Regions from separate parts of the Homo sapiens genome. Here region 1 is linked to region 2. A link is a contact called in ENCODE Hi-C or POLR2A ChIA-PET data. All regions are on one chromosome and are shown on one strand. Each heading gives the region's core, a stretch centred on a gene start or an enhancer-like site at or near the end of the contact. The rest is flanking DNA. Distances are from core to core; before and after follow the strand shown. Region 1 overlaps LOC105377998 (a long non-coding RNA gene). Region 2 has its middle 48 kb from the start of PTPRK.

Evidence for each region. Hi-C counts contacts between places; a loop is a spot of excess contacts on that map. ChIA-PET counts read pairs that join two places held with the same protein, here RNA polymerase II (POLR2A).
Region 1: a loop to region 2 is called in a map of PC-9, with 5 times the contacts of the local background. The contact joins two enhancer-like sites. A Hi-C loop is called at or near these places in 2 of 168 maps with a recorded cell type or tissue (PC-3 and PC-9). POLR2A ChIA-PET finds 5 or more read pairs at or near these places in 2 of 52 experiments (MCF 10A and activated T-cell).

What each region holds. Positions count from the first base shown.
Region 1 is chr6:128,654,943-128,660,021 of GRCh38, forward strand. The region is part of intron 1 of LOC105377998 (a long non-coding RNA gene); the gene reads left to right. Among named protein-coding and RNA genes, the nearest start is that of PTPRK, 140 kb to the left of the region's middle. RefSeq lists an enhancer at 594-1,793. Within about 2 kb of position 1,254, at least 5 of the 41 ENCODE cell types and tissues checked have a DNase peak (open chromatin) inside an H3K27ac peak, as active enhancers do; they include PC-3 and PC-9, where a contact is called at or near this core.
Region 2 is chr6:128,566,442-128,571,526 of GRCh38, forward strand. No RefSeq gene overlaps it. Among named protein-coding and RNA genes, the nearest start is that of PTPRK, 48 kb to the left of the region's middle. Within about 2 kb of position 3,435, at least 5 of the 41 ENCODE cell types and tissues checked have a DNase peak (open chromatin) inside an H3K27ac peak, as active enhancers do; they include PC-3 and PC-9, where a contact is called at or near this core.

The DNA of each region.
Region 1 (5,079 bases), core at 4-2,503, 86 kb after region 2:
TTTCTACATAGTATGTAAAAATAACACAAAAAACAATATAAACAGTATAGCAAGGTCACAAATATTTTCTACTATATTTTATTCTAGAAGTTTTACAGTTTTAACTTTCACACTTAGGGCTATGATTTAAGTTAATTTTTATGTATGATTTGAATTAAGCATTAAAGCTTATTTTTACTTTGCTATTTTTATCTCTGGTTTGAGTTAGGTCTTCTTCATATCATCCATGTTTCTATTTAAAATGCTTAATATTTCCTCTATTAAGCTTAACTATCCTAACTTAACTTAACTATCCTAACTTAACTTAACTATCCTAAATATTTAGGCAGCCAACATTGGGCCACATAAAACAAATTCTTAGAGACCTATAAAGAGACTTAGATAACCACACAATAATTGTGGGAGACTTAACACCTTACTGACAGTGTTAGACACATCATTAAGGCAGAAAACTAACATAGATATCTGGGACCTATTGGTTCTTGAACACCTGGATAGAGTTGTAATAACTGTTTTAATGTCTTTGTTTATATGTTCTATCATCTTCATAATTTCTGGGTCAGTTTTGATTTAATTTTTTCTCTTCGTTATGAGTCTTATTTTCCTGCTTTTTTATGTTTGTATGGCAGACTTTGTGAAATTTACCTCATTGAGTGATGGATATTTTTGTATTACTATAAATGTTGTTGAGCTTTGTTCTGGGACATAGTTAAGTTACTCGGAAACAGATGGGTTCTTTCAGGTCTTGAATTTAATCTTTGTTAGGTGGGATTAGAGCAGCTAATTTTGTCACGCTACTGAAGAAAAGCCATTATGCATATACTACTCAATGCCCCATTTTCCACTCTGACTAGTGGGTAGAGAAACTATTCTTGGCCCTGTGAAAACTCTGTAAATTTTCTCCTCTAATCCTTTTGGGTTGTTCTTTTTCCATCCTCAGAGAGTTTCCTCACAGAAATACCCTGATTAATACTCAGCCAAAGCCTTGAGGGAAGGGAGATCCTGTGAAGATTTCTGAATCTCTGTGTAACTTTCCCCTCTGGTACTCTGACCAGCAAAATGTAGCTTTCTCCAAAGAGACCTGAGCAGTTTGTCAGGGATTAGAGTATACTGGCTCCTGAGTGGTGTTAGCCAGGGAAATGAAATGTTTTGTGGTGATGTCAATCAATTTTAAGGCATCATTTCCTCATTGTCAGACATATCTCTCACATAGGCAAGGAAGCTCATGTCAGCTGACTAGACATCCTCTCTCCAGGACAATGGTGGAGATTCCCTGTGAATCTAGCCCTCTTGGTCTCCGTTTCCTTTTGTTGCATGCCAACATACCCCTGCTTGATAAACCCTCTTTCTTTTGTGGTAAGTTTGTAGCTCTCTCAGTCCCAGTGACATTACAATCTTTGCTAATTAGTCATCTCACTTGGGGTTTCCAAAACTCTTTATTCACAAATACTGATAGTCCTATGAGTCATTCTTATATATGAGTAATTCAGTAATTTTGTGTTGATTTTTACCAGTTTTATCTCAAAGATCAATTTCATTGTAAATGTTGTGACTATAATTACTGTGAATTAAGAATTTTTGAACATATTCCTATTTAAAAAAAAATCTTTGCTAGGACCATCTATCTTATTTGTATGAGCTCCTTTATAATCTAGATTTTTGGGTATTATTTATTTGTTAATATCTTCTAGTTTGACCTTGCCCTTATTTTGGTTCTATTTCATTGTCCATAGAATTAAAATAATTTTTTTTGTGGTGGATTGGTCGGTGAGGGGAGGCAGTGGCAGACAGGGTCTTGCTCTTTTGCCCAGGGTGGAGTGCAGTGGCTCAATCATAGCTTTGTAACATCAAACTCCTGGGACTCCATACATGCACTATGACTGGCTAATTAAAAAAATTATTTTGTAGCAGTGGAATCTTGCTATGTTGCCCAGGCTGGAACAGAATTAAAATTCTAATATAGTAAAAAGTATAAAATCTTTACATTTATTGTTTCTTCTCTTTAATGTATACGAATGAATTAATATTTAATCTAGAGACCTGAAAAGCATTAAATTCCATTTTCTGGTAGATTTTTGAATATATATTTTATTTTTGTAGACATATTAGAGTGTTGTTCCGTCTCTCATATTTTTCTCCTTCCTGACTACTCCTCTCATCACTTGGCTAATCCATAGCAGCATGGGGGTGGGTCCATAATAGCCCTGTTGGCACAATCTGATTCTTCCTCTTTGATGATGGTTTATTTTAATCCAGTGACCATCTGAATCAAGATGGCCTAATTAGCATTATTTTCCTGGGACTTTAAATCTGGGCTGTAAAATTTAAATTGAAAACAAGGAGAGTCACTTGAATGAATAAGATGTAATCTTAGGACACTGTAGAAGAGATATCTTAGTTATGATATCACTGGGGTGTTCAGAGAAAGAGGTGAATAAATGAACTTAATGCTCAGTAAGAAGCAGAAGTGAGAGGAGGAAGGGAATTTCCTGGGATTTTTATGTCTTCTGCTTCCTAGTTCCAGTGTTTCTCTAAAACCAGCCTGCATTTCTGTTCTTGGTCATTAATAAAATGTACTTATATCTTTATAATAAATTCTCTCTTTCACTTACTTTAGCTAAATTTAGTTTATAGTACTTCTAATTCAGGAGTTTTAACTAATAAAGAATTCAAGTTTTTTCCCTTTTTTGTAATAAGTTTGGTGTAAGCTGTCAGATGGAGTATCCAACATTCACCCTAAGAGTAGGAACTAGATAAATTATATACCACCTTCTGGGCAGCATATGAAGGCAGTTCACAAAAGAAAGAGGCTGAGGTCAAGGCAGAAGCTAGTTTTGTATATTACTACCAGATCTTATAATTTCTAAGACAAAAGAAATTAAGCTTGAGCTAGGTTAGAAAACCGTGGGAGAGACTGGTTAAGTATCAATACCTAGCCTGGAGAAGGGGCAGACACAAAATGGAAGAGTAATAAGAGAAGACTGGAAATAACACTTAGTTAAACTAGATAATCCATACAGAATCAATCTAGAAAGAGTCTCATGATTAATAAGTTTAGTTAATCCTTTATTTTTTTCATTTAGAAGCTATATAGGCATAGGGTACTGGACAAAACCGGCATATACAGCAGAAACCAAGGCAAACACAGCCCTTCCATTATGGAGCTCACATTCTTGTGGGATGGAGAAGGAAGGTATTAAATAATTAAGTATACATTTATTCATTCATTATTACTGTAATGAGTACTGTTAAGGAGAACCATTAAAGTTTAAGCTGAAGGAACTTGACCAGGTCTGGGTGACAAGGAATGATTCTTTAAGAAAGTGAAATAAAGTATCTTTGCATATATTTTCTAGGCCAGATGTTTAAAATAGTAGACTTGTTCCAGTGGGCATGTGGATTTTTTTTTAAAATCACTTTATAATTACTTGTAACAAAAACTGGTAGAAATGCAAAAGTGTATGGATTTAAATTTCTGTGTTCTTTTTTTTATGCCTTTGACATTAATTTTCTTCTTGAAATAAGTGTTAGTCATGTGACTTAAAATGCAGAAAATGATACACATTGTCTAGCTTTGTCAGAGGGATGCAGTGAGTGCAAAGAATTATCTTGCCTAAGAAATCTAACATCCTAAATGGAAAGGCTTCAAATATCAAATAAACCCGATGCTACTTTATTTGATACCTCCTTACACCATTTCATTTAGGCTTTTCTTTTTTCTGCTTCCTAACTCACATGCTCAGACTTCTCGAAACCTTCAGGCACTGGGAAGGAAAAGAGAACAAGGAAACTAGAAGATTTTAAGCATGAGCTATGCACCAGGTCCAATAGGAGGTGCTTGGCCATTTTGGGCTGCATCTTTAGCATTAGAAATCCATTCTTTTCCTCAATGATCTCTTTATGTAATTCTCCAACAGAACAGAGCTTTCTCACCAAGGCCAGGGACGTTTGGAGTTATTGTGTGGATTTCAGGGGGTCAGTAAAAACTTGGAAAATATATATATTATATATTTCTACATTTCTATAATTTACAATCATATTTAATTGTTCTTATAAACTTTTATTTGTAAAAAATATGTTTAGCTTAATGAACAAGACACATAGAGTTAGTTTATTTTGTTATTACTTGCTATTACTGTACTATTTAGAAAAGGAGCTTGTAAATGTCAATTTCTTTTCCTATTATGCATAGTTTTAAAATGTTAAGGTTAGTAGAGTAAATAATATTGTTTAACTACTCAGTATGTTGTAGGCAGAATAATGGCTGACAAAGATATCTACCTCCTTATCTCTGAATCTGTGAAGATGTTGTCTTGGCATAACCTCATGGCAAGGGGGTGTGAGGTTGCAGGTGGAATTAAGGTTGCTGATCAATTGACCTCAGAATAAGAATATTTTCCTGTATTATTGAGATGGGTGTAATGTAAACACAAAGGCCCTTAAATATAGAAGAGGAAGGCAGAAGGACTGGAGTCAGAGTTATTCAATGTGAGAAAGACTTGCCAGTCTGTCGCTGGCTTTGAAGATGTTGATGTTAGGAGACCACAAACAGGTGTTCTCTAGCAGCAAACAAAGGCAAGAAAACATTCTCCCCTGAAGCTTTGAGGAAAGTATACAGAAAACACCTTGATTTTAGTCTAGCAGGACCTATTTTGAACTTCTTATCTCTGGAATTATAAGGTAACAAATCTGTTTTGTTTTAAGCCACTGAATTTGAAGTGGCAACAAGAAACTTACTAATACTATCAGGTAGGAACATTAGATTACTTTTATTGTCCACACATTGTGGGCCAAGTAAATAATTAAGTACTTTACACACATGTATTTTTAGTTCTATCTGACTGCAGAATATACAGTCTTAACCATTGTGCTATACAACCTCTTTTTTAAATTAATAATTCAATGAATGATTGAAATACGGAACATCAAGTCTGTGCTCATTTGGAGCACATACGAAGTACTCAGCAAATGCTTATAAATGCTTATCTGAAGAGTGGCTTTTTGGCCCATAGGAATATTCAGCAAGCCAGAGTTATTCTACCTCCCTGGATAGAGGCGTCATGGCTGGAGCAACTTTGA
Region 2 (5,085 bases), core at 2,185-4,684:
AGAAGTCTGACACAGGTCTCACTGGGCTAAAATCAAGGTTTTGACAGGACAATGTTCCTTTCTAGAGGCTCTAGGGATGAATCTGTTTCCTGGTGTTTCCTCTAGAGGCTGCCAGCATGCCTTAATGCGTGGCCTCCTCCATCCACAAAGCCAGCAAAGGTAAGCGGTGCCCTTCTCTCATCTGCAGCACTCTCACCTGGCTTCTCTCTCCGCATTTCTTTCTCTGGCTCTGGGTCTCTCTTCCACTTTTAATGATCCTCGTGATTACATGGGGCCCACCCAGACAATCCAGAAAAATCTTTCTTTTTAAGGTCAGCCAATTAACAATCTTAATTCTACCTGTGCAACCTTAAATTCTCTTTGGCAGGTAACATAATATATTCACATGTTCCAAGGATTCAGATGTGGATATTTTTTGGTAGGGGCATTATTCTGCCTGTAATATATTTTTTCGAACACCAGTTGTTGTTCTAGTGTTCATGCCCATGTTTGTTGTTTCATTTTCCTAGGCTTCTACAAAATGAGTTCACCTCACTTGTCACAAATTGTATCTTATTCATTTCCTGTAGGCACATGCATTTGAAACTTTTATACATCTTCTGGTGTATACAAGTCCTTACATGATGAAATGTAAATTATTTTAAATTATTTTCCTATTATGGCTCTAAAATTGTATGGTTGGGGCATCCTCCCTCCCTCCTTTCCCCCCTTCCTTGCTTCCTCCTTTGAAATTATGTGTGTTGGTAGGTTGCATTAATCATCAGTTTTATTTCAGGGTCATAAAAGGAGTGTAACAAAATAAGTATAATAAAAAAGGAATGTTGGATATGTTATGACTGAGAGGCACCTTAGCAGAAGCCAAAAGTTGACTCCTTGGACTATAAGAGAAGCCTCTTCAAGGAAAATTGTAGTGCTCTGTCCATAAAGAACTGTGCAAACACTACCTACCCCCACCTCGAAATACTTTGGATATTCAGGCAGAGCCAGAGCTACTGTCAGTGGAAATATTGACCTTAGTATGTCATTTAATTACCTGAGCTCTATCAAGAACCTTGTAGACCTGTGAGCAGAATATGAAATAGAGCTTACCTCCTATAGTTTGATAAGAGCTCCACAGAGCCACAGTGGAAAATTAAGCAAATTCCTAGACAATTTCAATAAAAATGGTCTATTTTTAAAGTTATTCTAAATAAAAATTAAAAATTTGTGTTAACCTTATTTTGGTTACTAAATGATAATGAACATACCTTTTCAAAATTAAAATAAAGTTTACATTCTTCTTGTGGGGACACTTTTAATTTCTGCTTAGATGATTTATAATGGAATTCATCACCAAAAGATAATTTAATTATATGACGGTAGTTTACATATAAATTAGAAAGTTTTAGGCTGGGCACAGTGGCTCATGCCTGTAATCCCAGCTCTTTGGGAGGCCAAGGTGGGTGGATCATTTGAGGTCAGGAGTTTGAGATCAGCCTGGCCAACATGATGAAACCCCGCCTCTACTAAAAATACAAAAATTAGCCGGGTGTGGTGGCATGTGCCTGTAGTCCCAGCTACTTGAAGGGAGGCTGAGGCAGGAGAATCACTTGAGCACAGGAGGTGGAGGCTGCAGTGAGCCGAAATCACACCACTACGCTCCAACCTGGGTGACAGGGGGAGACTCTTTCTCAAAAAAAAAAAAAAGAAAGTTTTAGGTTTAAATTTTTTTTTTTCTTCTTGGTGAGACGGAGTCTCTCTCTAACGCCCAGGCTGGAGTGCAGTGGCACGATCTCGGCTCACTGCAAGCTCCGCCTCCCGGGTTCACGCCATTCTCCTGCCTCAGCCTCCCAAGCAGCTGGGACTACAGGCGCCGGCCACCACTCCCAGCTAATTTTTTGTACTTTTAGTAGAGAGGGGGTTTCACCGTGTTACCATGGTCTCGATCTCCTGACTTCGTGATCCACCTGCCTTGGCCTCCGAAAGTGCTGGGATTACAGGCGTGAGCCACCACGCCTGGCCTTAATTTTTTTTTTAATTCTTTACATTTTCCAATGGAGTAATTATATCCCTGAGTTACAAGTCAAATGCGAGCCTCCATCAGATTTCTTGGCTCCCTTCCTAAAGACAATAGAGCAACTCATTACTCTGCTTCAGAATCTTTCTCCCAACCTTTAGGCTTCTCTAGCTATGTAGTGATGGGAGGAAAGGTGGTGGTAGGGTGGGGTTGGGCACAAATTCCTATTCCTTTCATGACTGTTTTACAGTTGCTTCCTTGTAGGGACATGCCACAGAAAGAAGACACTACAGGATCCAGAAATACTTAAATAAGATAATTTGTGGAAATCTTATCCCTTAAATATCTTCAGGGAGAAGTATCCTTAGCAACTTCTTCTTTCTATAGGCAAATCATGGCTGGGTAGGTGGTGGTCTTCTGCTTCCAAGAAACCGGCAATCAACAACTCAAGTTGCCTCACTTCTCATATACAAGTCCCAGCAAGAGCCTAGATGAATTCACTAATGCACTTCATCCTCCTGCCCTCTTCCTGGTTCAGGCAATAATAATCATAGATCGCCATTGTCAATTCTTTTTTGTTAGACATGATGCTTTTTAACATTATTTCATCTAATGCTCACAGAATCTCTATGTGGTTAGAAATACTATTACTTTACAAATGAAAGAACGCAAAATAATTGAGGGATGTAGATAACTCTCTCGAGATAATGCAGTAAACAAAGGGTGATATCATTTTGCTGTGTCCCCACCCAAATCTCATCTTGAATTGTAGCTCCCATAATTCCACGTGTTGTAGGAGGGACCTGGTAGGAGATAATTAGATCCTGGGGGTGGTTTCCCCTATACTGTTCTTGTGGTAGTGAATAAGTCTTAGGAGACCTGATTGTTTTATAGGGGTTTTCCTCTTTTGCTTGGCTCTCATTTTCTCTCTTGTCTGCTGCCATGTAAGATGTGCCTTTCACCTTTGGCCATGATTGTGAGGTCTTTCCAGCCATGTGGAACTGTGCATCCATTAAGCCTCTTTTTCTTTATAAATTACCCTGTCTCGGGTATGCCTTTATCAGCAATGTGAAAATGGACTAATATAAATGGCAGGGCCCATAAATGAACTCTATTCTGTTTAACACCAGTGTGTATCGTTCATTCATTCAACAAAACAATTCAGTTACTTAATATGTGCCAAGCAGTGAGTTAGGTATTGAAAAAGCAATGATTAAAAAGACAGAAGGTACCTTTCTCCTGGGAGGTTAAATTTTACTGAAGGAAATAGAGGGAACCAAGGAAATAAAATTAAGTAGTTACAATATGTAATAATTTTGATGAAGAAATCACATAGGGATCCCCAGGAGGGCAGAAAGGTATTTCAAGCAGAAAGTTCAAGAAAGGTCTCTCTGAGTAATGACCATTTAAGCTAAGTCTTTAGGAAGACAAAGGGTGTGGCCTGGAAAGGCTGGTGGGGGCAGAAAGAGCATTCCAGAGATGCACACCAGCCAGTGCAGAGGATGACTCACACGCAGTTTGGTGAAGACTGAAGGGGTCATAAAAGTAAAGCATTTTTTGGAGTGTAATTTGGCAATAGCCATCCACATTTTAAGTACATTTAAATTTTCTTTGGGTGCAGCAATTTCTTTTCTTGTGGGCTTTAAAATAAGTGTTGCATATGTGAACTAAGCCACACAATCAGGTAGACATTACACTTTCCTAAGGGACAGAGAGACATGGGATCTCAGGTTTTTCTTGCTGTTTTCTTTTTTTAATGTTTTCTTCCTCTTCTTATTTTAATCTTCTGGGCTATAAGTTATAATGCTCCTTTTAGACTTTTTTTTTCCTACCCTGCAGGCAGTCACCTGATAGAGAGGTTTCCTGGAATAGTAATAGGAAAATAATGCACAGCAAAGCTGACACACCACATGCCGAGCTGTACTGAAGGCACAATCATAACTTTTAATAACGAAAGTTTCTTTTGGTAAAATAATATCTTTCCAGCTGTCCTAACAGATACTAATGTGAAATGCTCCCTTGGGACAGGACGGTGGAGAGAAGTCACCCCCGTTCCAGAGGGGCATGCCCTTGGCTCAGAACCTCAGAGCACTAACATAATGTAGTACTAAGATTGCAGTGACACCAGTAAAACCTGCTCTGTAGGACTGCAACAGGCTACATTTTTTTTATTTGTGCTTTTGTTTTCCTGTAAATCACTTTTGAGTTTCTGTTTCTCAAGTCTGGAAGCAGCAGGTGTGTAATTTTGGCAGAACTTTTCCCAGCCATTATCTAGTGGTTTATTGTTTATTTAGAGTGTGGGGGTGAGTTATAATAAAGAGATTGGCCCTGTGGGTTAAGACTGGGCACATTTCTATTTACAGTCCTACCAGGTCTTCACATTCTAGGCAAAATGAAAGGCTAAGCCAGTTATCCAGATAGTTCAGGCCAAAAGGTAAACACAAAGAGAGGATGATTTAGTGCTGTCCCACCTCCGGCTTACGCTTCTGAGGTAACAACCACAGGGTTCTGCTTTGGTTTGGCAATGGAAATCTGAGTTCTCCTAGCTGTGACTTGTGTTAGGAACGTAGACTCTGTCCAGCTCAGTAGGCTGTGACATAGAAAATACATGAAGTTAACTTGGGCATAGAGATAGACATGATCCAATTCCCGGTTCAAAACTTATCCCCTATTGCCTTGTTTCTTTTCCTTTTATATGCTCTTACATCTCTAGTGAAGTTTGCCATCAGTATATTTAGTTGTATTAAAAATTCTCCAGGTTCAGTTAATGCGGTCATTTTGGGTAGACTGTGACATACATTTGCATGGATTTGGTCTCCCTCCCTCCCTCCCTCCCTTCTTGCCCCGCTTCATTGCTCTCTTATTTCTTTTCTTCCTTTCTTACTCCCTTCCCTCATCACTTCCTTCCTTTCTTCCACATTTATTTAATGTCTATAACCAGAACCCATGCTACATATTTGAGAAACAAAGTCAAACAAAGCATACATTTATTTTCTAATAAACTAACAGTGTAGTTGTTGGGGAAAAAGAAAAGTAAATGAAAAATTATAATATTTTGGTTAAAATATACATTGGAAGCTGCTGGAAAA